2 separate regions of the Mus musculus genome follow, and region 1 is linked to region 2. The links are chromatin loops, found by intact Hi-C in ENCODE. Cell type or tissue: left cerebral cortex. All regions are shown on one strand. Each heading gives the region's core, and the rest is flanking DNA. Links, peaks and the distances in the headings are about the cores only.

What was found. Hi-C counts contacts between places; a loop is a spot of excess contacts. Peaks named below come from ENCODE experiments on the same cell type or tissue, not always from the same donor. Only the 100,000 strongest peaks of a DNase experiment are listed, where the experiment ranks them.
Region 1: a loop joins it to region 2, with 6 times the contacts of the local background. A loop is called at or near these places in 2 of 42 quality-filtered maps.

What each region holds. Positions count from the first base shown.
Region 1 is chr2:55,684,466-55,700,974 of GRCm38, reverse strand. No RefSeq gene overlaps it. Among named protein-coding and RNA genes, the nearest start is that of Kcnj3, 260 kb to the right of the region's middle. In left cerebral cortex, for the core only: no CTCF peak of the experiment used is centred there; DNase peaks (open chromatin) are centred at 7,327 and 7,554; H3K27ac peaks cover 2,055 bases.
Region 2 is chr2:55,583,363-55,599,871 of GRCm38, reverse strand. It overlaps Kcnj3 (potassium inwardly-rectifying channel, subfamily J, member 3), which reads right to left. Exons shown (of 5, transcript NM_001355118.1): 5 at 1,727-5,061. The coding sequence ends at 4,475. Among named protein-coding and RNA genes, the nearest start is that of Kcnj3, 160 kb to the right of the region's middle. In left cerebral cortex, for the core only: no CTCF peak of the experiment used is centred there; a DNase peak (open chromatin) is centred at 8,459; H3K27ac peaks cover 788 bases.

The DNA.
Region 1 (16,509 bases), core at 3,654-11,653, 100 kb before region 2:
TTAATTGCCTTAAAAGATCCTTAACTAATCCTGTTATCTCTTAAAATACTGAAATTCATTGAATGAGCTGTTGCCTCTAGATGGCCCTTCTATCTGATAATTTCCATTATCTTGATCATTTTTTAAAATTAATTTATTTTTTACACTCTATATTTTATTCCCCCCAATCCACCATCCAACTGTTCTACATCCCATAACTCCTGCCGACACCCCTGTCTCATGGATGCCCCCCACCGACATGACCACTAAACTCCCTTGGGGCCTCCAGTCTCTTGAGGGTTAGGTGTATCATCTCTGAATGAACACAAACCCTATCTTGATCATTTAGCTAACAAAGATGTTCTTCTTCATGACTGATCTCAAGTATGGTGTTTTCCACTTAACCTTTTCCTAATCAGGCTAAAGTTATCCATTCATTGGCTTCCCAAGCACAGTGGACATGATTCTGATACACAGTTCTTTAAAAGCACTCAAGTTATCTGTACATCTATGTTTCTGCAAGATATTTGGACTATTTGACCATAAAGACTATGTCGTTTTGTTCTTGACATCTTTGGTTTTTAATATAGTTTTCCATGAACAACGAACTTCCACTACTGTTGGCCAAAAGTAATATTTCAGCTCTACAAAAATGTGAGTTATGTCTCCATTTATAGGCTCATGTTCTATTGATTATGTGTGTTCACTCAATCACATTTAGATATCACATAGTAATTCCTTAATTCTAATTACTGAAGGTCAAAAGTAAAGGATGTATTCACTGGGACTAGAGCTGTGAACCTTCATGTGTGTGGTGAGACTCAAACCTGGAAGAGCAGTCAAGTACACTTAACTACTGAGGTATCTCTAGAAGCGCAGAACGAACTGTCTGTTTTACAAAGAGTCATCTGGTAAAGAGCCATTTCTGGAAATAATCTGTGCTAATGAGAAAATGAGCTGAAGAAAAGTAGGATGTGGGCTTGATTATTTTTGCATTCAACAAGGTATCTTTACTCTTCACTGTGAATAGTACATGCTGCTAATCTTACTCTCTGAGGAAAAAATGTACATGATTCATACAAGCCATTGTGCATGCAAATTTTGGAATGGATAACCTAAATCATTACTTTAAAGGCAGTTATACCGAGGATGGCTCTGTTGGAAACCAGGACATCTCACTAGTTTTGCTATTTTGAACATTCATTATAGACTGAGAAAGCACAACTACAACAACACTTGGATGAAACATTTCAATTATTACAAGTTCTGTGTATTAGACCCCAGAAAGAAGTGTCAGAAAATTAAAATTCCTGGAGGACTCTTATTAGCGTTCTCACGCCCGGCCAGGAAAGAACACAACAAACCAAAATCTTCTGTGGCAAAACTTTATTGCTTACATCTTCAGGAGCCAGGAGCGCAAACCCCCAGCCCCAAAAGCGAAAGCCACCCCAATAACGAAACCGAAACCCCTTCCCTATTTAGGAGAGTTATATTTCGCCTAGGACGCATCACTCCCTGATTGGCTGCAGCCCATGGCCGAGCTGACGTTCACGGGAAAGGCAGAGTACAAGTAGTCGTAAAATACCCTTGGCACATGCGCAGATTATTTGTTTACCACTTAGAACACAGGATGTCAGCGCCATCTTGTGACGGCGAATGTGGGGGCGGCTCCCAACAGAGGACTAGAAAATAGACACTTGTACTCTATAATAAAATTGCTAACATTAACAGAGAAAAACCCACATGCTTTCAACCTTACACACACACACACACACACACACACACACACACACACACACACCTACTGAGAGAGGGAAAAATAGCCTTTTCCATTAACTATCTGAAGAAAGGCTGAATTCCCCTTTGTCATTCTATTTAGGGAAATAAACTATGTTCTTTCTGAAACAGCCATATAGTGTATTAAAGCACGACTACTTTCTCATTATTCCAATTAGACTCATGTTTTGAAGCAAAGCATTGGGACTCCCTCTGAAATTGTATTCAGACTGCTAACACTTCTCACTCTGGCTAGAGGACTCAAAGAAACTTACTAATCTCCAGCATTATGCAACCAAGTTGTAAGAAATTTCAGGTAATATGTTCATGTCAGTTTGCCACGTAAATAAAGGTAATATCAAGTGTAAATCTTGAATGTTAGCATAGCCCTAACATGACAAAAAATGACAAAAAGCTAGTCTACGCTTAAGAATGCCACTGCTGTTTTTGTTCTCAATTAAGGGACCAGGTTGGTGGAAAAACCGGGTAAGTGGTTAATACTACTTCCCTATTCTTGATACCCCATATTCTGTGAAAAGCAGGGAGCATCATGCTACAATAAAACAAATGTGCAATTCTGTATATTAGGCTTGTGAACATTATCTCTTTGTCAAGCAAAGAATGGTACAATATAATATGCTATTGAAATTGTATATGGCATAAATTTCTCTCCAGAATACTAGTAGATATGTGTGCATATAACTGATATTTTAAAGATTACAAAGACACTGGTACCACATACCAAAGCCTATATACAAAGCCTAATATACATTTTTTCTGATTAACTTATTTTCAACTCAGAAATTTATTCCTCAAAATTAATGTAAGTTGCTAGATATTGCCATACTTTTAACACAGCTCATATCTTTGTTTTAGACTCATTAGACCTACACAGAGCATGCTGAATTGATGATAACATAGGTATACAAGTTCATATGCATTATTCAAAATTATATGAAATAGGAGAATTTCTATTCTCATTTTTATAATGTGGCTAACAAAAATGTTGAAATGCTTTGTGTTGCTTACTTTTTTGACTCATATTTATATATGACAACATAGCATTTTACTATATTAAATGCATATGCCCAGAAAAATACATATTTGAATTTATGTTTTTAAAGAAAAACATTTTTAAAGTTTGGATATTGACTTCAATTTAATAAAAACACATATACTTATGTTTGTGTTTATTGATTTTTAATTTTAATACGTTTTACTTAAAATACAATATCATTATTTGCTTCCCCTCCTTTTGTTCTCCAGACTGTGTACCATACTCTTAAATTGATGAACCCTTTTTATTACTATTTTACAACACACACACACACACACACACACACACACACACACAAAGCAAGGGGGACATGGATAGAGAGATCTCTTAGAATAGCAAGCAAGCAGAACATAGAGAGATGCAAACTGGAAAAGCTGGATCAAGCAGAGCACAGAGAATCAACTTGATTCTGTGATTTGATTTCAAGTCTTCTCCAGGCCAATGCTAGTCTTTTGCACCTTCTGTTCAATTAGGAGATGATGGTTACCAAAAATATGTGAGTTCCACTTAATGCATCTTTACGTATATCTCATTGTGTTTCATAGGTGTTATTACTGAACAGAAATAACTCCAAGACTATTTTATAAAATCTCAAGAAATTGTATTTTGTACTACCAAGTAATACATAACATTAATCAAGTGTTCGATTTTGCTTATGTTTATTTCTTAGAAAGTACATTAGATTAATCAGGGAAAAATATGCTTCTAACTCTCGAAAACTTAACAAAACTGGCAAATGATGTAATAAATATGTCATTTGTAAGCCATCAATATTCTGTGCTCTTTATATCCACTTTGTGTCAAGAAGCAATATGTTTAGCAACCATCTTAAAAGTCTATAAGATAATTGATCTTAGTTTTAATTTCCAACCTAAACAAGAACCTCTAGCTCCTTCTAATTTTATGTTTCATACACAAATGAATAAACAGTTATAAATAGAGACACACCATTGAGTTCAATCCAAATGAAATTGAAATATTATAAACAAAAGGAAAGATAGAAGTGCACATAGACTGTTCCTATGAAATCTGTAAGGATTTGACTTATGCAAACACAGTCTGCATCAGTTTGTGTGCAGAGCCACCTACCTGCTGGGAATCCCTATGCTGACCATGTTGAATTTCACCATAACCAATTAGGGAGGTGAGATTCAAACAATCAATTAACACTTTGGCCAGTTCCAGGAATATGTATGCATGTTTTTATTTCATGGTTAATTTGAAACTGTAAAAATTATCACAAAACTAAAGAACACTTAATTGAGTGTCTCTGCTCGCAGCCTGCACTATTTTTCTGTGAATTTTGAATGAAAAGAAATTTGGGGAAGATATTTGCATTTATATTTGGGAGGGTGAGAAGCAATGGCTTAGAGAAGACTAGTCCTAAACTCATCTGGATTTGGGCAGGTGAGACATGATATTGACAGAACACTGAGGGGTGTACGAAGTTTTCATTGAGAAGAGCCTGCTATGAGGTGGACATTGAATTTCTAGTAAAGCATCTGCAAGTCCCTCATCAGCATCCTAATCTGAAATTTTCTAAAGAGCTGGTGTAGCCAGAGTCATCCAACTCTGAGGGGATCCTCCAAGTAAGAATCAAACAAACACACACACACACACACACACACACACACACACACACACACACACACACAAAGCAAGGGGGACATGGATAGAGAGATCTCTTAGAATAGCAAGCAAGCAGAACATAGAGAGATGCAAACTGGAAAAGCTGGATCAAGCAGAGCACAGAGAATCAACTTGATTCTGTGATTTGATTTCAAGTCTTCTCCAGGCCAATGCTAGTCTTTTGCACCTTCTGTTCAATTAGGAGATGATGGTTACCAAAAATATGTGAGTTCCACTTAATGCATCTTTACGTATATCTCATTGTGTTTCATAGGTGTTATTACTGAACAGAAATAACTCCAAGACTATTTTATAAAATCTCAAGAAATTGTATTTTGTACTACCAAGTAATACATAACATTAATCAAGTGTTCGATTTTGCTTATGTTTATTTCTTAGAAAGTACATTAGATTAATCAGGGAAAAATATGCTTCTAACTCTCGAAAACTTAACAAAACTGGCAAATGATGTAATAAATATGTCATTTGTAAGCCATCAATATTCTGTGCTCTTTATATCCACTTTGTGTCAAGAAGCAATATGTTTAGCAACCATCTTAAAAGTCTATAAGATAATTGATCTTAGTTTTAATTTCCAACCTAAACAAAGAACCTCTAGCTCCTTCTAATTTTATGTTTCATACACAAATGAATAAACAGTTATAAATAGAGACACACCATTGAGTTCAATCCAAATGAAATTGAAATATTATAAACAAAAGGAAAGATAGAAGTGCACATAGACTGTTCCTATGAAATCTGTAAGGATTTGACTTATGCAAACACAGTCTGCATCAGTTTGTGTGCAGAGCCACCTACCTGCTGGGAATCCCTATGCTGACCATGTTGAATTTCACCATAACCAATTAGGGAGGTGAGATTCAAACAATCAATTAACACTTTGGCCAGTTCCAGGAATATGTATGCATGTTTTTATTTCATGGTTAATTTGAAACTGTAAAAATTATCACAAAACTAAAGAACACTTAATTGAGTGTCTCTGCTCGCAGCCTGCACTATTTTTCTGTGAATTTTGAATGAAAAGAAATTTGGGGAAGATATTTGCATTTATATTTGGGAGGGTGAGAAGCAATGGCTTAGAGAAGACTAGTCCTAAACTCATCTGGATTTGGGCAGGTGAGACATGATATTGACAGAACACTGAGGGGTGTACGAAGTTTTCATTGAGAAGAGCCTGCTATGAGGTGGACATTGAATTTCTAGTAAAGCATCTGCAAGTCCCTCATCAGCATCCTAATCTGAAATTTTCTAAAGAGCTGGTGTAGCCAGAGTCATCCAACTCTGAGGGGATCCTCCAAGTAAGAATCAAACAAACACACACACACACACACACACACACACACACACACACACACACTGAAGTGGTGGCAAGACAGGAAATAATTTAATCAAAAGACATATCATATTAGGGAAATAAATTCAACCATTCAACCATTCAACCTAATTGTTGTGTTACGAACATGAGCTTTACTTTAAATAGGGAAAGAATTGAAGCATATACAAATGATGTCTGTAAGAATATTTTATGCAGTGTTGGTTAAATTTACCTTGATAGGTGATGAGATTAATTAGGCAGACACTGTTTGGATGATTAACATATCTGTTTGCAATGTAGAACTCTGACTCTAAAAAACCCCCAAATTACAGATATTGGATGTAAACAGAGGTGTCAGGCTTTAATTCTGGATTTGGTTACCATGCAATCTCCAAAGAGGAGTGAGTGCTCCTTATCAAAATCGGTTTCTAAGTCCATGCAACAGAAATGTCACATGGTAGCCAAGCATACCCATATCAAAACTCTCTTCTAATTAATTAGCTTTCACTTCCATTTCCTGTGTGATATATCTTGTGAACATCTCTATTCTTGTACTTTTCATACTTTATTAGAGCCATTTACGAGTTCACCTCCACTAAAACAATTACCCTCATGGACAATGACTGAGATTAGTTAGTTATCCATTTAATTAACTTAATACCAATGCCTAGAAAGCAATGCCTCTCAGATCCAGAATTTATTTCAGCTATAAATTCATTAACTTCTTCTGATCTGTACAGACAATTCTCACCAAACACAATCATGTAGGTACCTAGGTTGATTTATGGTGCTTTTTTCAGCAGTACTTTCATACCTCCTCTGACCCTTTTTTCAACTCCATGAACATGCTTAATTCATTTCTCCTTTCATTGTGGTTTTTCATGTTCTCCACATACACTAACTTATGCTGCTTCTGTGATGATTTGATTTCTATGAGATTCCAATAATGGTGGCACTTGGCTTGAGTTATATTTAGTGTCCTTACTTAGAATGATCTTATAACTGATCTATCCTGTCTTCTCAGAATATATGCATGAGTTTTCCCATTGATTTGCAATAATAGTAAGGCTTGACCTGTTAAGTAGAAATAACCAAATACTATTAAGTAAATACTTGAAATGCAGGAAGTCTTGCAAAAAATGAGTTTAAAAAATCTTATGAGAATAAGAAAGTATGATAACCTCAATTATGTACATACTTAAAAGATAGATTAAAATTTCAAAATAGTTATTTAAGATATATGTGTTTTTTAATGATGTACCTTGAAAGAAATTCGATATAATGCCCACAAGACATAAGAAGAAAGTCTATCTGGCATTATTTATAGTTATATCTATACCTTTGAGTTTAAAATCTATATTAGTTGTGATTTGCATTGATTCAAAAACCTTCATACTGTCCCTACCACTATAGCAACATAATTCCCAGTATGGAGAATCAAGCTGCTGTGGTCTCTAGGATGTCCCACTGCTTGCTTTGGATTTGTTCACAGCTTCTGATGCATTTTAATCTGCACCCCAACCCATATGGCTACACCGAGTGCACTCAGAATTAGTCTCAGGTACATAGTTACTCAGCTCTAAGACAAAAGCATAACCATGTCAGGCACATAAGTTGTTCATCATCAATGCAGTAATTTATGACTCATAAAGATGTGATGTAGACCCTCCTGAAGCTTATTAATTTCTAACTCCTCTTAATATCAGGATCTAAATCTGGCTTTTCTCCCAGTATGAGGGGCATGCTCAGAGAAGATGGATACTCAAAATGTTTTCACCACTGAGCGGGGGTAGGAAGCTTCCATCTGAGTAGGAGTTCAGGATCTGTTCTGTGATTTCTGTTGCTAAGCAACTGCTTCCTTTGTCTGCTCTGTTCAGAACAGTTGCTTTATTTATGCTCAGTTTAAATGATGCAGATCATAATGTGAAACCATAAAAGAAAATAGAGAATATTATGAGAAAATTTGCTTCAGAAATTTGCAATATGGTGCAGAAACTAATGAGCATGAAAGCAAATAATGTTTTAATAGGAAAAAAAACCCTAAAAAGTCTGTATCTCTCAGTTCTATTACATGAGAGGTTTTGAACAGGATACAGAACAATGACTTAACTTTTGACATTATCTAAGAATGACAGAAACACAAACAAGCTCAGAGGCAGGAAGTCATTAACTACTACTAAACAATCTTTAGAGAAAAGTTTAGAAAAAAAAAAACATTTTAAGTACCAGATGTTGAGATAAATGTGTTAAATTAAAAATAAAATTCTTAAAATTAAAAGATCAAATAAAGGATGGTTCAAGGATAAATGAGGAAGAATGTATTTCTCAGTTTTTCAATTTTTCCAAGTTTAAGAATCCTTGATCTGTGTGTGTGTGTGTGTGTGTGTGTGTGTGTGTGTGTGTGTGCGTGCGCGTGCATGTGTGTGACCAGGTAAAGGTGTTTTCTGCCAAGCATGATTATCCAAGTCAGTTGAAGACTCACATAATTGAAGCAGAAAACACAATCTGGAAAGTTGTACCCTAATGACACACATGAGCTCACACACACACACACACACACACACACACACACACACAGACACACACACACACACACACAAACATTCACACACCATTAGACATAAAAACGAAAGGAAAATTTAAAAGTCTACTCTAATTCTGACCCTCACATACAATAGAATTGAAAAAATAACCCTCCTAGTTGATTAAAAAGAACTTCACCCTTTTATACTACCTGTAAAATTATTTTAGTGGTTCTGAATATATTTTAAAGCCAATTGCTACATTAAAAGGGTGTGGTCTCTAGAGTAGTTACTAAAGTTTTACACATGTCCTTAGTTTCTTCTTTAGTAAGAACTTAATGTTTATTCACTTATTATGAGCAGTAAATCAATGTGTGTCAATAAGACCAAGTTATATTAACACTTTGAAGATACTAGTGCAAACATGCAGTGATCGTTGAAGGTAATACTAGTATTACTGTTATCTCTATTAAAAAGAGAAAAACGGACAGCATGCAGAGCCACGTTTTAAACACACATGCTTTGATGTAGCTCTGCCTGTTGAGAATTTGCTAATCTAAGAACTATTTTTACTGCATTTCTTTCCTATGGTAAAATTTTGTAGCTAACCGCCATCTCTTTTGAAAGCCTTCTCATTAGGAATTATGGTAAAACACTATATATTTCCCTCTGTGCCCTGGGGATCGTCAGTCCATATTGGTCCCCTGTGGCAAATGGAGCAGCAGGACAGATCAGATTATGGAAGCCCCATTAGTAAGGACTGACATGACAACATTCCTGCATAAGCATCAGAGAGATAGACCCACTTTATTCAGGGTGAGTCAAGGTTTTACAGTTTGGGAAAAGAAGGTAGGGATATCCAGGGTGAGAAAAGGTCACTTGCTGAAGGCTAAGACACTGAGATGTCTCCTTAGCATGGGGTAGTATTCCAGGAATCTCAGGTTTCTTTTACAGAGAAAAGGAGTTAGACCTGGAATTTCTTAAGGGCTGCACAATATTCCACAGGAGGCAGAATGGAGTCTGGATCCCTCAGCTAGAAAACAGTAAGCCTTGCTGACAGAGTGAGTCTGCCATTTTTCACCATGCTCTAAGAGCTTTCAGGTAATGTCAAACTTCAACCATAGGACCAGGGTTTTCCTATACTAGATAATTAGAATCTTCTGTGTTTCCTATTTTTATTCTTAAGACTATATACCATGATTATAAAGTCCTTGCCCTGCTATGCTATAGTTACAAATGTTACCTAAATATATCCTATTCCTGCCATTGATTTTTATGTCTCTCTACTATTCCTTAACATACTGAGGTTTGTAATGATAAGCAGATTTGAAGAAGTTGCAACCTCAGCTTTTGGGTAATTGGCTCAATTAATTATGAATGTCTTCATGCCTTCAGTTTTACTACATGTAGAAGTGTTAAATAATAATAAGAACCAAGGACTGTCTGATCATTATTGGAATCACTAAATTCTTACTGTCTTTATTATGGCTTATAAGATTAGATATTTAAAAATATTTTTCATTTATATTTTTGATAATTTTTTACACTATACTTTGATCATATTATTGCCCTTCCTCCAACTACTCCCAGATAACCCCAATATTACCTATTCAACATGTTATTCATTCTTTCTTATTAAAAGAAAAAGAAAAGCACACATAAAACAAAAACAACAAAGCCACCAAAAATTATGGAGTACAATTTATATTGGCCAATCACTACTGCCGTGCAGTATAGTTTGCATAACCAATGCCACTTCACTGGACAAAACTGATTTTCACTTCCTAGCAGGTATCAATTCCTTCACTCTCTGAACTTGGAGACTGTGACTTCCCACACAAGATTTGCACACATTCAAGTCAGACACGCTCTCAGAATGGAGAAAAGGATGTGGTTTCAGAATTCCAGCCCTATTCATGCAGATATGTGAAATTTGTCCTTTTTTATTCAAGTCAAAGAAAAATTATCCTGGGCACATACCCTAAAGATGTTGTAACATATAACAAAGACACATGATCCACCTTCTTCGTTGCAATCGTATTTAAAATAGCCAGAAGCTGGAAACAGTCCAGATGTCCCTCAACTGAAGAGTGTATACAGAAAATGTGGTACATTTACAAAATGGAGTACTACTCAGCTATTAAAACAATGATTTCATGAAATGTGTGGCCAAATGGATGGAACTGGAAAATACCACCCTGAGTTAAGTAACCCAGTCACAAAAGAACACACATGGTATGCACTCACTGATAAGTGGATATGAGGAAAAATGCTCAGAATACCCACAATATAATTCACAAACCATATGAAGCTCAAGAAGAAGGAAAACCAAAGTGTGGAGGCTTCAGTCCTACTTAGAATGGGGAATAAAATAACAAAGAAGGTAGAGAGTGAGGGGGACTTGGGAGGAAGAGAAGAGGGGGGCAGGAAAAGAAGGGGCCAGGATCAAGTGTAGGAGGAGATGGGGAGAATGTCAGAAGGTCAGGAAATTGAAGAGAAGTGCATAGCAATTGGGGATGGGGATCTTAGGTTAGCCACCAGAAAGTCCCAGATTCAAGGAAAGTAAGAGGCCCCCAGTGCCCAAATGTGGATGACATTCACTGAAATACCCAACAAAGAGGAGAGAGAGCCTGTAGAGATTATACAGAGAAGTTAGATATGGCCTTCAAATGACTGATGGGGCTACCCACCCATCTCAGAAATTTGAACCTAGGATTGCTCCTGTCTAAAGGAAATATAGGGACACATTGTGGAACAAAGAATGAAGTAAATACCATCCAGAGACTACCTGGGAATTCATCCCATATGCAGCCACCAAACCCAGACACTATTGCTGATGCCAAGACTTGTTTGCTGACAGGAGCCTGATATAGCAGTCTCCTGAGAGGCTCTGCCAGAGCCTTACAAATACAGATGCAGATGCTTGCAGCCAAACATCAAACTGAGCCTGGGGACCCCAGTGGAGAAATTAGAGGAAGGACTGAAGGAGCTAAAGGGGTTTGTAATCCCATAGGAAGAACAATATCAACCAACCAGAATCCCCCAGAGCTTCCAAGAACTAAACCACCAACCAAAGTGTTCATGGAAGGACCCATGACTACAGCCACTTATTTAGGAGAGGATTGTCTTATCTGGTTTCAATGAGAGGGGAGGCCCTTGATCCTTTATAGATTTCATGCCCCAATGTAGGGGAGCTCTACAGGGGTGTAGTGGGAGTGGGTGGGTGTGAAAGCTACCTCATAGAAGCAGGGGGGAGGGAGAATGGGATAGAGGGTTTGTGGAGGGGAAATGGGGAAGGGGTATAACAATTGGAATGTAAATAAATAAAATAACCAATTTAAGTAAAAGGAAAACTTAAATCAAACATTTGCAGGAAAGTGGTTGAAACTAGAAATTATTATGTGAAACATATTAAGTTCAACATGAGAACACAAATGTGGCATGTCCTATGTCAGATACTGACTTTACATTTAAATGTGTATGTATGTGTGTTTTGTACCATTTATGAAAATAGAAAAGACCATGAGAGGGGTGAAAGAAAAATTAAGGAAGTGGAAAGGGGAGGAAAAGGAGAAAATAATGGAATATATGTAACATAAATACAAATGGTGGAGTTATATGTGGCAAGTTAGAAAGCCAGCAAGAGCTTCCCAGACAAAAAAGAAAAGAAAAGAAAAGAAAAAAAACAGTGTCTGTGTGTGTGTATGTGTGTGCGCGCACACACATACACACACACCATTTTTGTGATTGTGTGACTGTTACTCTTAGAAAAATATGAGGCTCCACTTTGATAGAGTAACAATTTGTGTATTCTATATGTAGTTAACTTTTAATGACATTCACATCTGGAAGTCAATAGTTCCTAAACTGCATCAAATAGAGAACAGTGTGTGGAAAGCACACTACTTTATTGTTTTTTGGGTTTTTTTTTCTTTATTAACCTGAAGTAGAGAAGCAATGAAAAATCCAAACAAGTAATATTGCTCACAGTGAGCCAGGGTTACATTTCCTTATTGACATATACAGTTTCCATGTGAGTCTATCAATATTCTTTCACCAAACAAAAATTATTTGAGTATATATATGAAACTATAATTTTTACAATATTTTTATCTTGTTAATAATACACTATAATAAAAATAGTTTTTATCAAAATTACTATAATCATCATCTGCTAATTTGAAAATAAATATTTTTATTACTAAAACCTTCTTTGGAGTAATATGATTAATGGGCTTGATATTTCATATGTGTTAGAAATTAAATGGCTAATATTTCTTAAAAACAAGTTTTTAAACATTAACTTTTCAAATTTTAATAAAAGATTATAGAATTAATATGCTTATTTAAGGCAACCCCATAGGAAGACCAACAGTATCAAATAATCCATATCGCTGGGAACTACCAGAGACTAAGCCCCCATCCAAAGAGCATATGTGGCTATGGACTGCCTTTCTGGCCTCAGTAGGAGAGGATTCACTGAATCCTGTAGAGACTTGATGCAACAGGGACAAGTGATGGGGAGGGAAGTAACCTCTCAGAGGCAAAGGGGAAAGGAGGAGCGGTAAAGAACTGTAGGAGGGGTACCAGGAAGGGGAGGGCAACATTAGTAAAATAATGAATTAAAAATTTAAAAAGTAGAAAAAAAGAAAGAAAATGCAGAAATAATAATAATAATAAAAATTGACTGGGATGTGTGTTGCACACCAAGAAACAGTTATGAGGACTAACTACAGTACAGGACAACGACTGTGGTACAGAACACTCACTCTACTAAAGAAGTGGTTAGTATCAAGCATACTATCAAATAGAGTGAGATTTTAATGTACACAGAAAAGGAATGAAACAAGCAAATTGTTGGAATACTCAAGAAAGGAGATCCATGAAATGTTATGCCCAAATTGCAGGTACCCTAAGGAGCACTGAGGAGCCAATTTCGATGAAAATACACGAGTCTTTATTACAAGCAAAGTTTCTCACCATCCCTGTCAGAGTGACAGCCCCAAGTTTAGGGATACAGAATTTTTATTGTGATTACAGCAAACTTGGGGCATTTCCATGTGTGTCAGCAAGTTAATATTTTTAAAACAGCATTTCTGGCGTAATCTGCAGGAACCAAACACGAGGGCAGAACCACCTGACAAGCAGGATGGTCAGGTTATCTATTTCCTGCAGGATGTCTTAGGTTTTGTGTGTGTGCCTTGATCTTACTATTGTAGCCTGACTGTTGCTAAAGGAGATGGGGTGTAATATTCTTCCTAGAATTGGAGTTTTCCCTGGTCTTGCACAAAATGGAGTTTCTTCAAAGAACAAGGATGTTTGGGCTTTACTAATGTGATCATTTCTAAAAAGACAGTTTTTCCTTTCTTTTCTTTCTTTTTCTATTGTTTTGTTGAGGACCAGTTCATAAAATCAAATGACAGCAAAAGCCGTACAAGTATCAAAAACCACTGTATCAGGCTGGCTAATACATAACAGAGAGTCAAAACATCCAAATGATAGACTTTTTTTCTACTTTTTTTCTTTTTCTTTTTCTTCTTTTTTTTTTTATAGTTATCCACTGAATACAAATAGGAATTTATACAGCAAGATGGAAAATTTATATTTTAAATACATAATAAGAAAAAAAGACTATGTATGCAATGCTAATTCACTTGTGTGATGTTAAGACCTACTGTTGACCTTGATTAATTTATTTTATATAATAGCCTCCTGTAACTTCCTGTAGCAGATGTTGGTATAACCTTTTTGTTGTTGTTGTTTTTCTGAAGGTGATCCAGGAAGCAGGTGACTGGCAATCTAAGGATTCATAGTGTTGACAGTCTAGATGGATAGAACTGTAGGGTAACCTAGGGGATGATTAATTTGGCTTTCACATTTCCTTTTAAAGACTCAATGAAAGATAGTATTTTAGAAAGGCAGAAGGAATGTTAGAGCCACAGGGGAAGGATCTCATTAAGGAAAGCAAACATTCTAAACACAAACAAGTAAATACATAGAGGGGTAGCATGCGCAGGGTCTGCATAGCTCCGAGAGTCACGTGAGGTTCAAGCACTGGAAGAAGGAGACCCTTGCCCCCATATCTATCCCAGAAGCTTTCTCTAATAACCACTTGCAAATGTAAAAAGCAGTGCAGTCTCACTGGGCATACACAGCACTCGTAAGGGAAGCCTCTATGCCTAGCAGTAGATGTCAACACAAAATTTATATCACTGACATTTGGGGGTAGTCTCATAATATTTCACCAGGTTGTATTTTTTAACCTTACAGGTCCTTTGTATATATATATTATGGCTTCCACTTTTGTGTCTTTTATGGAACTCTATGTGGACAAATGTGTGTTTCTCTGTGTTCATATGTGCTTCCCTTGATTTTTCTTCAGCTCTCTTTTTTTCTGTTTTTTTTTCTATTTCCATTTGCTTTGTTATATTTTATTTTACTATTATTTAGATTATTTATTTTATGTGAGTACACTGTCACTAGGCAAATGGATGGACCTGGAAGACATCATCCTGAGTGAGGTAACCCAATCACAAAAGAACTCACATAATATGTACTCACTGATAAGAGGATATTAGCTCAGAAACTTAGAATACCCAAGATATAAGATACAATTTGTAAAACACATGAAACTCAAGAAGAACGAAGACCAAAGTGTGGACACTTTGCCCCTTCTTAGAATCGGGAACAAAACGTCCATGGAAAGAACTACAGAGATAAAGTTTGGAGCTGAGATGAAAGGATAGACCATCTAGAAATTGCCATATCCAGGGATCCCTCCCATAATTAGCTTCCAAATGCTGACACCATTGCATACACTAGCAAGATTTTGCTGAAAAGACCCAGATATAGCTGTTTCTTGTGAGACTATGCTGGGGCCTAGCAAACACAAAAGTGGGTGCTCACAGTCAGCTATTGGATGGATCACCTGGCCCCCAATGGAGGAGCTAGAGAAAATAACCAAGGAGCTAAAGGAATCTGCAACTTTATTGCTGGAACAACAATATGAACTAACCAGTACCCCCCAGAGCTCATGTCTCTAGCTGCATATGTATCAGAAGATGGCCTAGTCTGCCATCAGTGGAAAGAGAGGCCCATTGGTCGTGCAAACTTTATATGCCTCAGTATAGGGGAACGTGTGGGGGACTTTTGGGATAGCATTGGAAATGTAAATGAAATAAATACCTAATTTTAAAAAAAGTAAAGAAGAAGAAGAAGAAGAAGAAGAAGAAGAAGAAGAAGAAGAAGAAGAAGAAGAAGAAGAAGAAGAAGAAGAAGAAGAAGAAGAAGAAGAAGAAGAAGAAGAGCAGCTACATAAACCACACACAGGGCAGCAGGGCAGGCTATGAGCTTTCCAGGCAAGGCTCTAGCCTACTGAAGCAAGGCCTCTCAAGTCTCAGAAGCCAAGTGGGCTTTCTTCCTGCCACTGCCTAGAAAACGTGTTCTGCCTCACAGCTCCAGTCTCCCCCATTCCACAACATCAATGGAAGGCATTTCCCACTACATAGTCTCTGTATGCTACTTTAGCCTTTTCCTTTTAAAACCCTGTCCATAACGCTGAACATGCAAAAAATAAACATGGAAACCAGGAGAAAAAATTTACATTTTCAATTAATTAATTAATTAATTAATTAAGACAGGGTTTTTCTGTGTAGCCCTGGCTGCCCAGGAACAATTTGTAAAAATTTGCATTTTATTTATTTATTTAGACAGGGTTTTTTTTTTTTTTTTTCTGTGTAGCCCTGGCTGCCCAGGAACTTACTTTGTAGGCCAGGCTGGCCTCAAACTCAGAAATCTACCTGCCTTTGCTTCCCAAGTGCTGGGATTAAAGGCGTGAGCTACCATTGCCAGGTGAAAAATTTACATTCTTAGCACATGTGTATGAGAATACATTTTTCTTTAAATCTTGACTGCTTTTCTTTTAAAAAATAATCACTTGATTTGCAAGGTAATATTGATTTGCAAGATAATATCTCCTTGTTTTCTTGGGAGCTGCTGTATTTGAGACGGTATAATATAGGTAGCTAAAGCATCCAAACTCACTATGCAGATGAAATTAGACTCAAATTCCTGATCCTTCCACCTCTTCTTTCAAAGTGCTGACTTCAGTTAGTTTGGTTTGTGATTTCTCTGGCTGCTTAAAGCAACTGGTCCTTATTTTTCATATGTTTGTCCCATAACCTATAAACTCTAACTCTATCATTACTACA
Region 2 (16,509 bases), core at 4,460-12,459:
CCTGGTAACACATTTCTTTATATGAAACATTTTTAGGTATACCAACAGATCATGTATCAATATATTATTTAGTAGAAGAAAATAAGTAAAAGAATACTTTTCATTCTTTACTTACCGCAGCTTTTAAAAGTGTTTAATATGGAATGAGTAGCTCTTGAAAGTTCTTCCTATCAGATCTTGAGAAATAAGAAGAATTATTATTTTGGAAATCATAAATCATTGATTTGGGTTCTTGCCCTTGCAGCTGGGGTAGCTCCAGGGAAGACAGAGACGAAGAATTGTAGGAGTCAGAGGGAAATGAAGAACATCAGGACAACACAGCCTACAAAATCACCTAAGCAGGGTTCATAGAGGCTCACCAAGCCTAAGGCAGAAATCATTGAGCCAGGATGGGTCTATATTCAGTCCTCTGCATATACGTTATGGTTACTTGCTTGGTTTTTTGTGGGTCTCCTAACAGTGGGAGTGGGGGTATTTCTGATACTTCCACTTTCTCATGGGACCCTTTTCTTCCTACTGGGAAGCTTTACCCTGCCCTGCTATCAAGGGTTTATGCCTTGTCTTGCTGTGTCTTGCATTGTTCAGTTGATATCACTGGAAGGCCTGATGTTTCTGAGGATAAACAGGAAAAGTGGGTTTGGGGGAGAGGAGAGGTGGGGACGGAGGATGGAAGAAGTGGAGAAAGGGAAAACTGAGGTCAGGGTGTATTGTATGAGAAAAGTACATTTTAAAAGGTAACACAGTATATGAAGGTGTATAGTTCAGTAACAGTAGGAAAGTCAAGAAATAATGTTGATGGCTTGAAAACTATGCCCATTGGTGGTCCAAAATTTTGATGTTTAATTTTAATTAAACTCTTGGTACTGAATATATGAGTTTATCTTTGTAATCCAAACAACTCTGGACATTGAAATCATTACAGATTGTTAGAAAAGATGCTACACACTACATTAATATACAATTCAAGAGTAAATTGTGAAGTGGAAATCAGATTGCATACTCTGCAATCAAACTGAATTTTCTTCATAGTAAAAAAAGGAAAAAAAAAACAAAACAGAAATGTTTCAGCTAGACTATGAGTCACCTGTGCTGTAATATACGTCCAATAAAAATCATGCACTAGATAAATCCATCCTTCCCAGAGAACAGGGCTTTTAAGTACTGGGATAACAGACTACTTTTTTTTTTTAAAGCAAAGCTTTGTGTGAATGATTTAAGAATATTATAAGATTAAAAAGGGTAGCCTATGATAAAATATCCTCTAGTCAATTTTATTTATATTTCTAAAGTATATGCATATATTATATTAAGTTGAAGATAAGCATTTTCCAAATTGTTATGTTTTGTCAACATTTTGATGAACAGGATCAGATAGTTCACTATAATGATTACTACGTGTAAAGTGACAGTAACACATTCCTGTCCAATTATTCAGGTGTTTCTTTTCCTATAGCCACTAAGCAAGGGGTACAAATATTGTCAATATCTGCAGATTGGCATACACTGACTTTCAGTTCTTTTAATTGTATCTCTTACAACTTCTTAAAATGGAAATAGTGTGGTTTATGTTATATGTTATGCTTTTAAAAAACTATAACTTTGGAACCTGAGAGACATGTCACGTGCTGATTAAACTTCTCTTCTAAGAAGTTTTTGAGGCTCAAAAAAAGGTGATAGTGGAATGAGTTTTCCCAAAATGGTCTGTGAACAAAAACAGAAAATCAAGAAAAGGAGAAGAAAGCAATTCTTTATTTTTCCAAATATATTAGACTCAATAATTTTGTTAGTGTCAACAAAACTTTACCATATATCATCCAAACCAGGACATAATAGGATTTAAAGAGAGGGCTACTTATAATTACACAAGTACAACAAGTATAAACCTCGATTTTCCTGGGCAGACTGGATCCTATGATCAACCTAGGAATAGGGATTAAACTGCAAGTACATGCAGAAATCATACTGTTCCCACACGTATGCGGAAAAGGTCAAAGTGTACTGATCACTTGGATTGAGTTTTGGCAACACTGGCTCTTTCTCGTCAGGTTTTTCACTCCTAATGTTAATCAACTCCCTAAATATCATATTCTGAATACATATCATCCTATACCCATTTCCATTACTACCTTGTTTTCATTTTTCTAATTGAAATGTTGACTACTGAATATTCTCTCTGTGTCTCTCTCTGTCTCCGTGTCTCTTGCTGTCTCTGTGTCTCTGTCTCTCTCCGTTTCTGTTTCTCTTTGTGTCTCTCTCTGTGTCTCTCTTGTGTCTCTCTCTGTATCTCTCTGTCTCTCTCTCTTTCTCTTGCTGATACCATGTACATGTCTAAATCCCCAGGAACTAAACTAAAAACAAAAAAAAAAAACAGAAACAAAAACAATGCCTAGGTCAAAGAAGGCATGCAAAAATTTTGTTAAATGAATAAATTCAGAGAGCATGTTTTTGGTTCTTTGCAATACCAAAAACAAATTAAAATGACTCTCTGAAGAATATTATGGCTCTGTATAGTTTTAAGGTGTTGGACTAAATGATCTATGCAGCTTCCTCCACTGCTAAATATACGATACCCACTGGTCCCCTTTTTCTGTCTGCTAATATTTCATCACCTCCATGTAGCAAATAAGAACATTTGGTGATCAAGGGGTAGGGCAACTGCTCTATTCACAGTGGATGGATGCTAATGTTGATCATTTCTCCAGTAGTAATTCCCTGTTATGTGTTTGCACCTACAGAATTTGGTTGATACAGAGGTAGCCAGAAGATATAGTGGATGATATACTGTAGATGTAATAATTTGCCTCTAATAAAATTATCGCAGGATCACTAAACAATAAGGAATGCTGTGTGCTCAAACCAACCATCAGTGATTTATATATTAATGAAAAGTTAAATCAATTCTGGGCCAAGTTGGATTATTACAAATCCCTCATAAATTGTGTAGGAAAATCTACATTAGTATGCAAAGAAGTACTTCTGCAGTTTCAAAAAACTTTTTTATTCTAAAGCTTTGTGTTCAAGGTATACTTCTGACCAAGTTTGATACCAGTCAGATGTTGGGGGTTGAAAGCTAGTAACACTAAAATTATTCTGAGGCCAGGGATTCAAGGCAACAATAAAAGAATTGTTCAACACCAAGACAAAACCAAAAAATCCTGAGTGTACAAACATTGTCAGATCATTTGATATTAATTTCTCTCAGGTCTGTGCTAAACTCTGAGTGACAGACCTGGAATAGGTTTCCAGACCAGTAAATAGTCTCTCCTTTCACAACAAATGCCAGAAACAGGAGAACAGTGTAAAGGGAGTCTCTGTTAGGCATATGCATTTCCAGCAAAAGAATTTATCATCTGTTTCATTGTGCTGTCATGTCTCCTGAAATATCTACAAGTCTTTATGGATGACAAAAGATCCGGAAAAAAGAAGAAAACATTGGCAACCAACTCATTTGGCCACAGGCACTGTTTACCCTGTCAGTTTCACATAGACTCTGACATAGTCACAATAAGCTACTGACTCTTCCAATGATTCCGCATTTGTTCAGAGCCCGTAGTTTTATTAGAGTACAAAACCAAATTCCAGATATTAGTTAGCTTCAGAATCGATGAGTTAACTAACTTTTACTAACCCCTCCCCCACCCAAGTTCTAGTGACTTCTAAAAATCATAAGAAAAGTTCAGTGATGTGTGCTATGTACCAGCACACTCTAAAATTTACAAATTAAATGCATAATAATGATGTCTCTGTGGTGTCATTTGACACCACCAATCTCTGCTATCTTTTCATGGTAAAGTACAGTTGAAAGATTCCATGACGGCAACAGCAGAAAACATTAAATCAGATTTTTAAGTAACAAATAATTTAAGGCTAAAATATTTGGTATTCATAATCAATGCCAGCAGCCTTTCTAGTCTAATAAAGTAAACATGCACAAGAAATACAAATTTGAACAAAACATCACAATTTTTATTAGATATATATGTTTTTATGGGTATGTTTTATATATATGAGTATTTGTGTGTATGTGTCTGTGCATATGCATGTATGTATGTATGTATGTATGTATGTATGTATGTAATTTTAGTGCCCTGAAAGCTATTCACTCATGTTTGGCTTAATACATATATTAGAAATTATGGGGAGAATATCTCCACTTCAAATATATATTTATATATTTTTCCAGAATATTCAATATAAATATGCCATATATAAATCATGCCATAAAACTAAATGCAAAATTTGCACATTATTGCATGCTTGATGTGATAATACATGCCGACTAGTAGCTTCCTTATGATGTCCTCCCTTCATAACTTATGTTCAGCACAATAATAACACTTCAATGAAGAGTTCTCTGATCTATTTGCCAGGCTAGGATAGACCTCTCAGATTTCATAGGGAGGATTATCTTATCAGCCAAATATTGGACTAATACTAAATCAAAACATTAAATAATGCCTAAAGGGGTGTTTTGCTATGTGAAACGGTCAGAGTTCATTTTTCTTAGTTTGGCTGGAAGATTTCCTTCCATCCTGGTAGGTCCTCCAGCCATCTTTTGAAGCTTTGGTGGCAAATCGGCCACAGACTGGCTCATGGGATCAGATAACATCTTGGTGGTTTTAGAAACCAGTTTTTCTTCCGAGTTGCCAGGAACTGAACTTATTCGTTGGAGTTTCATGGGCAAATCACCCAAACTATAGGCTTTTTCTGAGGTTGTAGAACTCATTCTCAGAAGTTTTTTGGGAAAGTCTTCTCTCCCCGTAATTTTCTGCAGCTTCGATGGAAGTTTTGTGCTAATGTCATCTAGTCCATCTAAACACTCCACAGAATTGTGTCTTTCTTTGCTGTTGGTTATGGCTGGTGCTATTAAAGGGGAGGACATGAGAAGCATTTCCTCCTGCTCTTTCACGCTGTAAGGAGGGGTTGGAACTTCAAAGGTTGCATGGAACTGGGAGTAATCGACTTTAAAGAATCCTTCTTCTAAAGAAATTACAGGGAAAAAACGATGACCCCAAAGCACTTCGTCCTCTGTGTATGATGTTCGAGCTTGACAAGTCATTCCTGCAAGCAGAGAGAAATCTTTTAATGAATTATGCACAGTGGAAGCAGAAAAAAAGCAGGAGTCCGTTCTGCTCACACATTCATATAAGTAGACCACACCATACTGGAGTTTCAAAGTTTTACTCTGTATTAGAGCTGTAGTGTGTATACTCTCCTCCCTCAGAAACGCACAAGGTGCTGGAAATGCTCCATAGTTCTTTATCCACAAATCAAATCTAAAATCTACATAGAAGAGCATCAAAACACTTGTCTATACGAGGAAACCGGAGGAGAAATTGTATGATCATTATTATCATTTAACAAGCAATGTGATAGGTCATCTACATCTGGCTCTGAATCCAACCTGCACCAGAGTGTAAAGATAATACAGTTACAAACTTGTGAACAAGTTTCTATAATAAAAGAATAGACACACACCCAAAGTTTCATGCTGTGAACAAGAAGTAAAAGTCATCTGTGGAAACAGAATAAATCATGTGGTTGGCTTTTAATAAATAAGAGTTCATTATTTTTCTTCTTCAGTTAGTGATAAACAAGAGGAGATAAGAAAACCAAAACACTTAATAAATTAACAAAACCAGAGTAATTTCTATGTTTGAACAACAGCTAGTCATCATGGTAGTTCTGCCTTTCAGATCTATATGATCAGTATGAATGTTGGTTAAAATCATGGAAATGTTGTGATAAAATCGCTACGTCGGGCCTTGCATACATCATTTTCCTTTTCTGTTCTCAAGATTTCTGGAAGTAATGCTGGATTGCAGATATAAAACCATGCCACTTATATATTATATTGTTTGAGCATAATGCAACTCATGGTACTCTGATATACACAATTTTGTTTTCTTCAAATACAATTTATTTATATTGTTATTATCTAACCAGTATATTTTTGAATATTCACCAATTGAAAATAACGTTACAATTTAAGAATCATACATCAAATTTTACTCTTATACGAATCATATTATTTTTCATGAGAAACAAAAGAATTGCTTTCCTCCATTTTTATTATCAAACTTCTCTGCTATTAAAAATGTCACTGCATATGTATCTGAAGATGGCCTAGTCGGCCATCAGTGGAAAGAGAGGCCCATTGGTCGTGCAAACTTTATCTGCCTCAGTACAGGGAAAGCCAGGTCCAAGAAGTGGTAGTGGGTGGGTGGGGGAGTGGGTGGGGGACTTTTGGGATAGCATTGGAAATGTAAATGAAATAAATACCTAATTAAAAAAAATGTCAAGGCAAAATGTTAACATATTCCCCTTAAGAACCAAGTGTTATCTAATGAGCAATGTCCGTCTTGCTTTTTTTCAATGGTTCACATCACACAGGTAATTTCTGCTGTTTTACAGCCCGATGGAATTTGAATAAACAAATACCATGCCCTTCTGTAACCTGAAAAGTAATCACACACAGTACTTACATAGAGCAGGGATTAAAGTCTGTCATTTAAAAAGCCATACTGAAGAAAAGTTAAGTCTTTCACTGAATCCCTCCAAAATCTTAGCAAGTGAGCATTATCGGCTCTATGTCACACGCCACTTCATAGTCATCAATGCATGCCATCCTCAAGAAGGGATCACAACTTTCTAATGCAGAAAATACATTTCCATGTCATGGAAGACACTGTGCTGGTTATCCTTGCCTTTCACTATTATCCACTCTACAATCCGGTTAGGGAGATGTGCTTCGGTGATTATAAAGATGAGTAACCCAGGGCTCAGAGGCGTTAAAAACTTATGGGAAAACACATTTAATAGGCTGATATTTTTTATTTGCTTCTTTCTCTCCTCTATCAGACCAGCACATTCTCTCTCCCTCCCTCTCTACTTCCATCCTTCCCTCACCGTCTCTACATTTAATGTTTTAGTTGAGTCTAGATCCAGTAATCACTCTAGCACTGAGATGACACTTACGTGCCTGACAGTGACAAAGTTACAATTTGTAATAAATATTGTGTCAGGAAAATCCCTCTCTATAATCATGTGTTAAGCTAAAAAGTTCAAAAGTAACTTCTAGGTTTATACACACTAGTAGAGATAACATCATTTTGTATTCCAAACATATGTACAATGCCTTCTGAAATAATTTGTAGGAAAATATTGTATTTTATCATTTTATCATAAAATCTAAAAAAGAAATCCCCTGATATATTTACTTGTTATTTTTTCAGAAATTTGAAGTAAAACTACACAGAAATATAAATGTTCTATATACTAAATAATACAGCAAATAATACTGACATATCCTTTAATACCATCCTAAAAAGAAGCCATTCAGTTTGGAGTTACAAAATCATTCTTATGATTTCAATGGAACAAAACTATCAATGTATTTTACATAAGTGATATTGAAATGAAAGTGGTAAGATTTCCCTGAAATTCCCATTTTAACCAAGCTTCTACTCTCCCCTCCCCCACCCCCCACCCCCAGGCAGAGTTCAGTAAAATTGTATGTCAGGTCACATGCTGAGAAAGTCAGAGTTTTGAATCTGTGACAGCTGTGTAGGTTTTTCCTAATATTTTTGTAAACACCATTGTTAATTAAGAAGAGACTTGAAGCCCCAGGGAAGCCGGACGCCTGGTGGGAGGGGGGAAGCGCCTTCTCAGAGGCAAGGGGGAGAAAGAATGGGAAGAACTGTGGGAGGAGGGACTGAGGCGGGGCAATAAGTGGAATGTAAATAAATAAAACAATTTAAATAAACAAAAGACGTCTTAACATAAATTGGAGCCATGAACTTTGTGAAATCATTTCCAACAATCAGGTTAAACACTTAATACTTGATAGATGAACACTTCTATTCTACTGTAGATTATTTTTGCTTGCTTGCTTATATATCTTTTTCTGAGGGAATGTTGATAAAATAGTCAACAATGTGGTTGATTGTTCTTTCTGACCCTTTACTCTCACCTTCTTCTCCACCTCCATAATACCTCTTATAATAAGTCATGTGGTTATGCCATTTTTAAGCACATTCTGCCAACTGTTTGTGACTTATGTAGGCCCTTTCTCTGCCAGCAGAAACGATGGGCAATTACTGAATTAGTCATAATCTGACAGTTTAATTAAGGACCTGTAATAATACCAAGCTTTGTCATTTTCACCTCAAAATTTCTCAGACCTGTTGTTTTAATGAATGTGGAATTAGGTGGAAGACGTGACCTTGGGCTAGGGTAAATAACTGGCTACAGGAAATTCCAAAATTGTTGTCTGCATTGCATTTACAGTTCTAAATTTATAATTCTCCTGGAATGAAAAACATTAAACAATAAGATATACCCTTTTTAATCTCTGAATCAATGCATGGAACAATTTTTTTTTCACAAGATGTTTTTCATCCAAAGATGCTGAAGTCCCAGCTATTTCCAGCAGCAGCATCTGCTGCTTCGCCAGTTTCCACAGGGATGAACTCATGTTGATTTTCACCACATTTGTTCCAGTCTGGAATCTGGTTAAAACATGTAAACAGTTATCTAGCCAACTGAGAGGTGCAATCACATAGTACCTTTGAATGACTGTATTCACCTGCAATTATGTTAATTCAGCTGGTATCTTCAGCCATGAAATAAGTGTGGTTTATTTTTGAATAGTCTAAGAAAAATAATGAAATGATAGAGCATTCTAGAAGGAAAGATGCTATAATGCATGCATATTCTTAGAAAACATAATTAAAACTACTTTAAAGCTCTTCAATTAAAGTTTGCATTTTATCTTGTAAGATACGAGTTTGGGATAGATTTTAAAAATGAAATGGATTCTCAAGTACATATTGATTCATTGTTCAAGGCAAGGAATGGGCAACATGTGTATTTTTCTGTTATCCAACATAAAGCTTCTTCATCATTATCCACATTTAGATTCAAATTAGTAATAATCCAAGGTGAGACTGGATATTAGAGCTATGGTATTTGTGAACATGGATGTCCTATGTGTTCTTACAGCCAAGAAAGAACAGATGGGGGTGAAAGTATGGGTGAAACAGAAAAAGAAATTCTAATGTGTTGAACACTTTTCTTGGTATTATTAATGGGATATCTTGGTAAATTTAGTCATTCACTTACTGAAAGTCTTTTTAATAAAAACAGAATGTTCACACCGAGGCTCTCCATCCATGAAACACATGTAGAATAAAAATTTTGAGAAAAAATTAAAAGGTAGGTATATGAGTAATGTAACTTAAAATATAGGTTTAAGACAAAAATATGGAGTTTGCTTATGGGCCAGCTACTCGTGCAATGGGGTGTGTCCTGGAGTGTCATTGATATACCCAGGGAAACTCTATGGGAAAAAACTTATTCTCCATTTGCCAGCAGAGGATTCAGTTTCTTATAGTTTCACTAGTGGTAGGACCGCCATGGTTTCCATATTTTGATATTTGTTTGTGAGAGAGAGAGAGAGAGAGAGAGAGAGAGAGAGAGAGAGAGAGAGAGAGAGAGAGAGAGGGAGAGGGAGAGGGAGAGGGAGAGGGAGAGGGAGAGGGAGAGGGAGAGGGAGAGGGAGAGGGAGAGAGAGAAAGAAGATGGAAAAGATGGAATTAGTGGATGGGGTGAACAGGATCTGGAAGGACTTGTGAGAAGGGAATATGCAGATTATATTGGTCAATAGTTTTTAAATAAAAAGTTTTAAAAAATATTTTAATTGTTTATAAGTTGACAATTTAAAAAAAATTGGTGATATCCAATGGCTTTGAACATTAGTTTTCTCTATTGCCAATGTATCAAGTTTTTCACTTCATTCAGACAATACTACAGATTTTCTGGTGCACATGAGATAAAAATTGTCACTATGGAGGAAGGAGAACTAGTCAATAAATCACTAAACACCACAGACACTTCCGAACTCTAGATAGTGTCATGAGAGGTTTATGTTGTCTGTAGTTCATAAGGTAGAAGCAGCTTAGAGGACTTTAGGAGAATTTGATAACAAGGTAGTTGTACAGTGGGCAACCAAATCCATCTCTTTTTCATCTTCTTAAAACTGTTGCTTCTCACATCTCAGTCTGTTGTGAGTAGAATTAATTGTACATAGTAGAGCTGTACACTAACTTCTTTGTCAGTGAACACCATACAGGGGGAACTACACAAACAATGTCTGCAAGCACCTTACTATTAAGGAACAGCCAAACATTTGCTTTCAACTCTAGATGTGGTAGCACCTCACTACACCCATGAAGGTCAATATCCAAAACGTTAACATTTTATGATTTTGTTTACCTCACTCTCTCTCCATTTAAGTTTCTCTCCTTCTTTGGTATGGCTTATGGTTTTCTATGGAATATTACTCCAGGTAGACATTAGTTTTCAGCCACATTATGTGGCTTTCTAGGAAACCACTGAGATAGTTTTGTTGTAATTTAATTTTTATTCTATCATTAACAAGGAAAATTCCTATTATTTAAGCCATGTATTAATAATATATGTAGGTGCACATATCAAAGACCTCAATAAGCACTTTCTGTATGACTCCAGTCCTCACAATACTTATACATACTTGAGATAGTAGTACAGCTTTTACAAATTTTATAAGTAAAAATACATAATGGGAAGATGATATAACCAAGGGAGAGTTGGGGCTGAACTGAAGAAACAGGACCTAAAAACGCAGGTTCTTAATAACTATGCTTATATTGACTCTCTATCTAATTGTACTATGTAGTCAAAGAAGAAATGGAAAAGAGTATTAAGAGTATTTGAACTGTAGCCAACATATATTCAGCTTCAAGTGTTAATTTCTATACATGAAGGATTAAAGTTGTAATCTAGTTATCAGGGGCATACAATTGTATATGACAAGGACCAAAATGAAGCATAAGGAGAATTATTATTTCTTTGTGAAAACCATGTCCCTCATACAGATATGGAAACCAAAAACCAAACCCTATGGATGAATCCTGGTATCAGCATCTAGGCTGTGTAACTTTTGGAAGTTTCTTGCCCTTGCTTTGTTGATTCTCAGTTTTTATAATCTTTAAACACTAAAATATTATTGGTTTTTATACCTTATACCTTAACTCATGAAGCCATCAAAATGATCTGATGAGTTAGTGCTTGTACATCTTTTAAAAATGTGAATAAGTACTAGATACTTATATAATATTGCCATTATTTTTAAGCCATATGGAAAATATATGACAAACCAAATATGTCATTACACCCTTAACAATTAAAACAAAAAGAGTTATCATTTAACCACAATAGACATTCTTAGTTTATATTCCTCTGGCTACTGTTTAAAATGATCATTTTTTTATTGTTGTTGCTGTTGTTTTTGTTCTCATTCTTGTTTTTAAGATAACCGTGATAGCATTAATCACACACAGTATACTTGACAGTGGACCTTGATGCTCTGTGCTATGTAGCATAATATTTTTCTATATCATCATCAGGGACACTCTGAAGTCAATTGTACTAAGTACATATTTCAGAGAAATTACTGGATTTTGGAAGAAACCAGAAGCAAAAAATTATCACAGAACCAAATCCAGAGGTCAAAGTGGGAAGCAAATTACACATCAATGACTTCATGTCTCAGGTAGTCTATAGTCACAGAGGGATGGAATCCTATCATAGATATCTCTGTTATATAAATGTGTATAGAAAAATTGGTTCCTTGATTAGGTAAGTCATTATACTGTTCATACTACTGATTAAAAAAATTTCAGATATAGCTGCAATGATATGAACAGAGATTTGTAGGATAGATACAACAAACACGAGTATCTAAAGAAGTGGGTCACATCAGCCCTAGAGGCCACTTGCACAATGGATAAATCATTTTGATGCCAGACCCAGGCAATATCAAACAATGGCTCTCAGCTAATTAATTAATTAATTAATTAATTAATGGATAATCTTGAAGGAAAAAAGCTATTAAGGCTTTTTAAATTTTCAGTTTTGCTATGTGTTAAATTGAATATTCCCTCCAAGGGATAGTATGAGGATGAAATGCAATAAGAAATGTTTATAAATTATTTTATATAATATGCAGTGATCATTTCATTCAGAAAGTCTCTCCAAATGCAGGATATATAAATACAAGTTTCATGTCCAAATACATAAATACACAAACTGAAAATTTTAACCAAAAGCATTATTTTTCTTTCTTAAGTTCGTATTGTATGTGTGTGTGTGCACGCGCGCACACACACACACACACACACACACACACACACACACACACAGAGAGACATATATATGTATTTGGTTTTTTAGAGACAGGATTTCTCTGTGTAGTCCTGGCTGTTCTGGAAATCACTCTGTAGACCAGGCTGGCCTCGAACTCAGAAATCCACCTGCCTCCCAAGTGGTAGGATTAAAGGCATGTGCCACCACTGTATCATTTCTTTAAATTGATAGTTATAAATGCATCACCTAAAAGCTCATACAGGGCATGCTGTCACAAAAAAAAACTTCCCAGTCTATTTTGCATATTGTTTTGAAGATTACTGAATAAGAACCACTGCACTTTCTCCCCTAGAGTACTTCTAGAATTTCCCTCATGCCCCTGAGATAATAACTGCTGGGCTCGTTCAGCTCATTTTTCTTGCTCTCTATGCTCATAGCTGAACACAAATTTAAACTATAAATCCTCCATAGAAGCTCATGATATTTTAACTCCAGTTTGCAAACCAAAAGACGCTGTGTTTTCCACTGTTCAATAACACTGAGGTTATTGGCTCTCCTGAGATATACTACACAGTTATTAACTATACATAAATTGCTTCTAGATACTACAACATTCAAATAGATAGAATTTGTTTAAAGACAAACATACTCTACCAAAGCAGATCTTTAGAGAGGAGTTACAGGCCTATATTCAATTTTATACTATTCTCTATTCTGTGACTTTGCCATGTATTCTCAGACACAAGTTTGCAAATTTTGCTCAAGTGATGTCATAGATTAAAAAAAATTAAAGCACAAGAACCTAATTATGTTTAGAAAGGAATAAAATTACACAAGTGACTTGGTAATGGATATTTAAAGTACACTTAAGGTTTTTAAAAATCTCAAAACAAAAGTAAAGCATATATTTTTAACACTGATCAACAAAATGAGTGTCTACTTTCCAGAACAGAATTTTAGGGTAGATCCTCAGGTTAATTGAAAAGTATGCTATGTGCAGTTAGTTTGTGCTGAACACCCATAATATTGAACAAAGATAGAAATGTAGGCAATACAAATTGGAAAAGAAGAAGTCAAAATATCACTATTTGCATATGATATGGCAGTATACTTAAGTGACCACAAAAATTCAACCAGAGATCTCCTGAACCTGATAAACAACTTCAGGAAAGTAGCTAGATATAAAATTAACTCAAACTCAGTGGCCTTCCTCTACTCAAAGGATAAACAGGCAGAAGAAAGATATTAGGGAAACAATGCTCTTCACAACAGTCACAAATAATATAAAATACCTTGGTGTGACTCTAACTAAGCAAGTGAAATATCTGTATGACAAAAACTTCAAGTCTCTGAAGAAAGAAATGGAAGAAGATCTCAGAAAGAAATTGAAGAAGATCTCAGAAGATGTCAAGATCTCCCATGCTCATGGATTGGCAGGATTAATGTATTTATAATAGCCATCTTGCTGAAAGCAAGTTACAGATTCAATGCACTCATCATCAAAATTCCAACTCAATTCTTCAGAGAATTAGAAAGAGCAATTTGCAAATTCATCTAGACTAAGAAAAAAACCTAGGATATTGAAAACTATTCTCAACAATAAATTAACTTCTGGGGGAAACACCATCCCCAACCTCAAGCTGTACTATGGAGCAATTGTGATTTAAAAAAAAAAACAAAAACAAAAACAAACAACAGTATGGTATTGGTACTGTGACAGGCAGGTAGATCAATGAAATAAAATTAAAGACCCAAAAATCAACTCACACAGCTATGTTCACTTTTTCTTTGACAAAGTAGCTAAAACCATCCAGTGGGGGGAAAAACAGCATTTTCAACAAATGGTACTGGCTCAACTGGCGCTTAACATGTAGAAGAGTGCAAATTGATTCATTCTTATCTCCTTGTACAAAGCTCAAGTTCAAGTGGATCAAGAACTTCTACATAAAACCAGAAACACTGAACGTAAAAGAAAAGAAAGTAGGAAAGAGCCTTGAGCATCTGGGCCCAGGGGAAAATTTCCTGAGCAGAATACCAATAGCATATGCGCTAAGATCAAGCATTGACAAATGGTACCTCATAAAATTACAAAGCTTCTGTAAGGTAAAAAATACTATCAATAGGACAAAATGGCAACCAACAGATTGGGAAAAGATCTTTACCAATCTTACATCCGATAGAGAGCTAATATCCAATACATACAAAGAATTCAAGAAGTTAGACTCCAGAGAACCAAATAACCCTATTTAAAATGGGTTACAGCTCCACCAAAAGAATTCTCAACTGAGGAATACATAAGGAAATGTTCAACATCCTTAGTTATCAGGGAAATGAAAATCAAAACAACTCTGAGATTTCACCTCACACCAGTCAGAATGGCTAAGATCAAGACCTCAGGTGGCAGCACATGCTGGTAAGGATGTGGAGAAAGAGGAACACTCCTCCATTGCTGGTGGGATTGCAATCTGGTACAACCCCTCTGGAAAGCATTTTATCAGTTCCTCAGAAAATTGGACATAGTACTACCTGAGGACCCAGCAATACCACTCCTGGGCATATACCCAGAAGATGCTCCAACATGCAATAAGGACACATGCTCCACTATATTCATTCATAGCAGCCTTATTTAGAGTAGCCAGAACCTGGAAAGAAACCAGATGTCCCTCAACAAAGGAACGGATACAGAAAATGTGGTACATATACACAATCAAATACTACTCAGGTATTTAAGAAGAGAAAAAAAAAACAATGAATTTATGAAGATCTTTGGCAAATGGATTAGAAATAGAAAACATCATCCTGAGTGAAGTAACCCAATCACAAAAGAATACAAGGTATGTACTCTCTGATAAGTGAATATTAGCCTAGAAGCTCAGAATACCCAAGATACAATTTAGAGACCACATGAACCTCAAGAAGAAGGAAGAGCAGAGGGTAGATTTGGTTCTTCTTAGAAGTGGGGACAAAGTACCCATGGAAGGAGTTACAGAGACAAAGTGTGGAGCAGAGATGGAAGGAAAGGCCATCCAGAGACCACCAAACGTCGATATCTATCTTATATATAGTCACCAAACCCAGACACTATTGTGGATGCTAACACGTGTTTGCTGATAGAAACCTGATATAGCTGTCTCCTGAGAGGCTCTACCAGTGCCTGAAAAATGCAGATGTGGAGTATGCCAGCCCACCAATGGACTGAGCACAGGTTCCTCAATGAGGGCCTAGAGTAAGGACTCAAGGAGTTGAAGAGGTTTGCAGCCCCATATGAGGAACAACAATATGAATTACTCAGTAAAACTCAGAGCTCCCTGGGATTCAACCATCACCCAAACAGTACACATGGAGGGACTCATGGCTCCAGCTCCATATGTAGCAGAGGATGGCCTTGTGGGTCATCAGTGGGAAGAGAGGCCTTGGTCCTGTGAAGGCTCTGTGTCCCAGTGTGGGGAAATACCAGGGCCAGGAAGTGGGATTGGGTGGGTAGGTGAGCAGGAGGAAGGGGGAGGAGGAGGTTTGGGGAGGGAAGCAGGAAAGGGGATAACATTTTAAATGTAAATAAAGAAAATATCTAATTAAAAATGTATGCAATAAATTAGCGATTGTTCCTATAAGATCAAAGATGCATTATTTAAACCACATGAAATTAGCTATTATTAAATATGAATAGAACAAAGATTCATACTATCTAATTCCCAAGCTGTTCAGAACATAAATATGTACATGCAAATATATATATATATATATATATATATATATATATATATATATATATATACAAGCATGTATAATCAACTTATGGATCTGCCATATTAACCACTCAATAGTTAAGGATGGGTCATTGGAAGAAATTATTTATCACACACTTTTTTCATTTCTCCCTAACCTAAACATCATTTTAGACACAATTTATGTATTTTCGTATAATCAACTCATTTCTCTGAATCAACTAAAAACAAATCAAATTACCTCTATTATTGTTATTCTCTGGTTATCTGAGTTACCCAAAGATGCCTACATTACCTTGGGGTTAAAGGAAGCATATATTATCACACTTACTAACAACAAATCAATCACCGCTACACATCTGCCTCTCCATGAATCTGTAATATAAGTACAGCAGAGTGACTTCTTCTTGGTAGAGTTAGCTACTCTGAGACACTGACAAGTCACCACCTCCAGCCTCTCAGGCTTATTTCTTTAGGAAGCAATGAAAAATGCCAAATTTGCTTTCATCTGATTATCATTCCCTAGATTTCACAATGAAAATGCTCTCTTCTCAGCCTCCCTATTTTTGGATTTCTCCTTGAAAAATGTATTAAAACG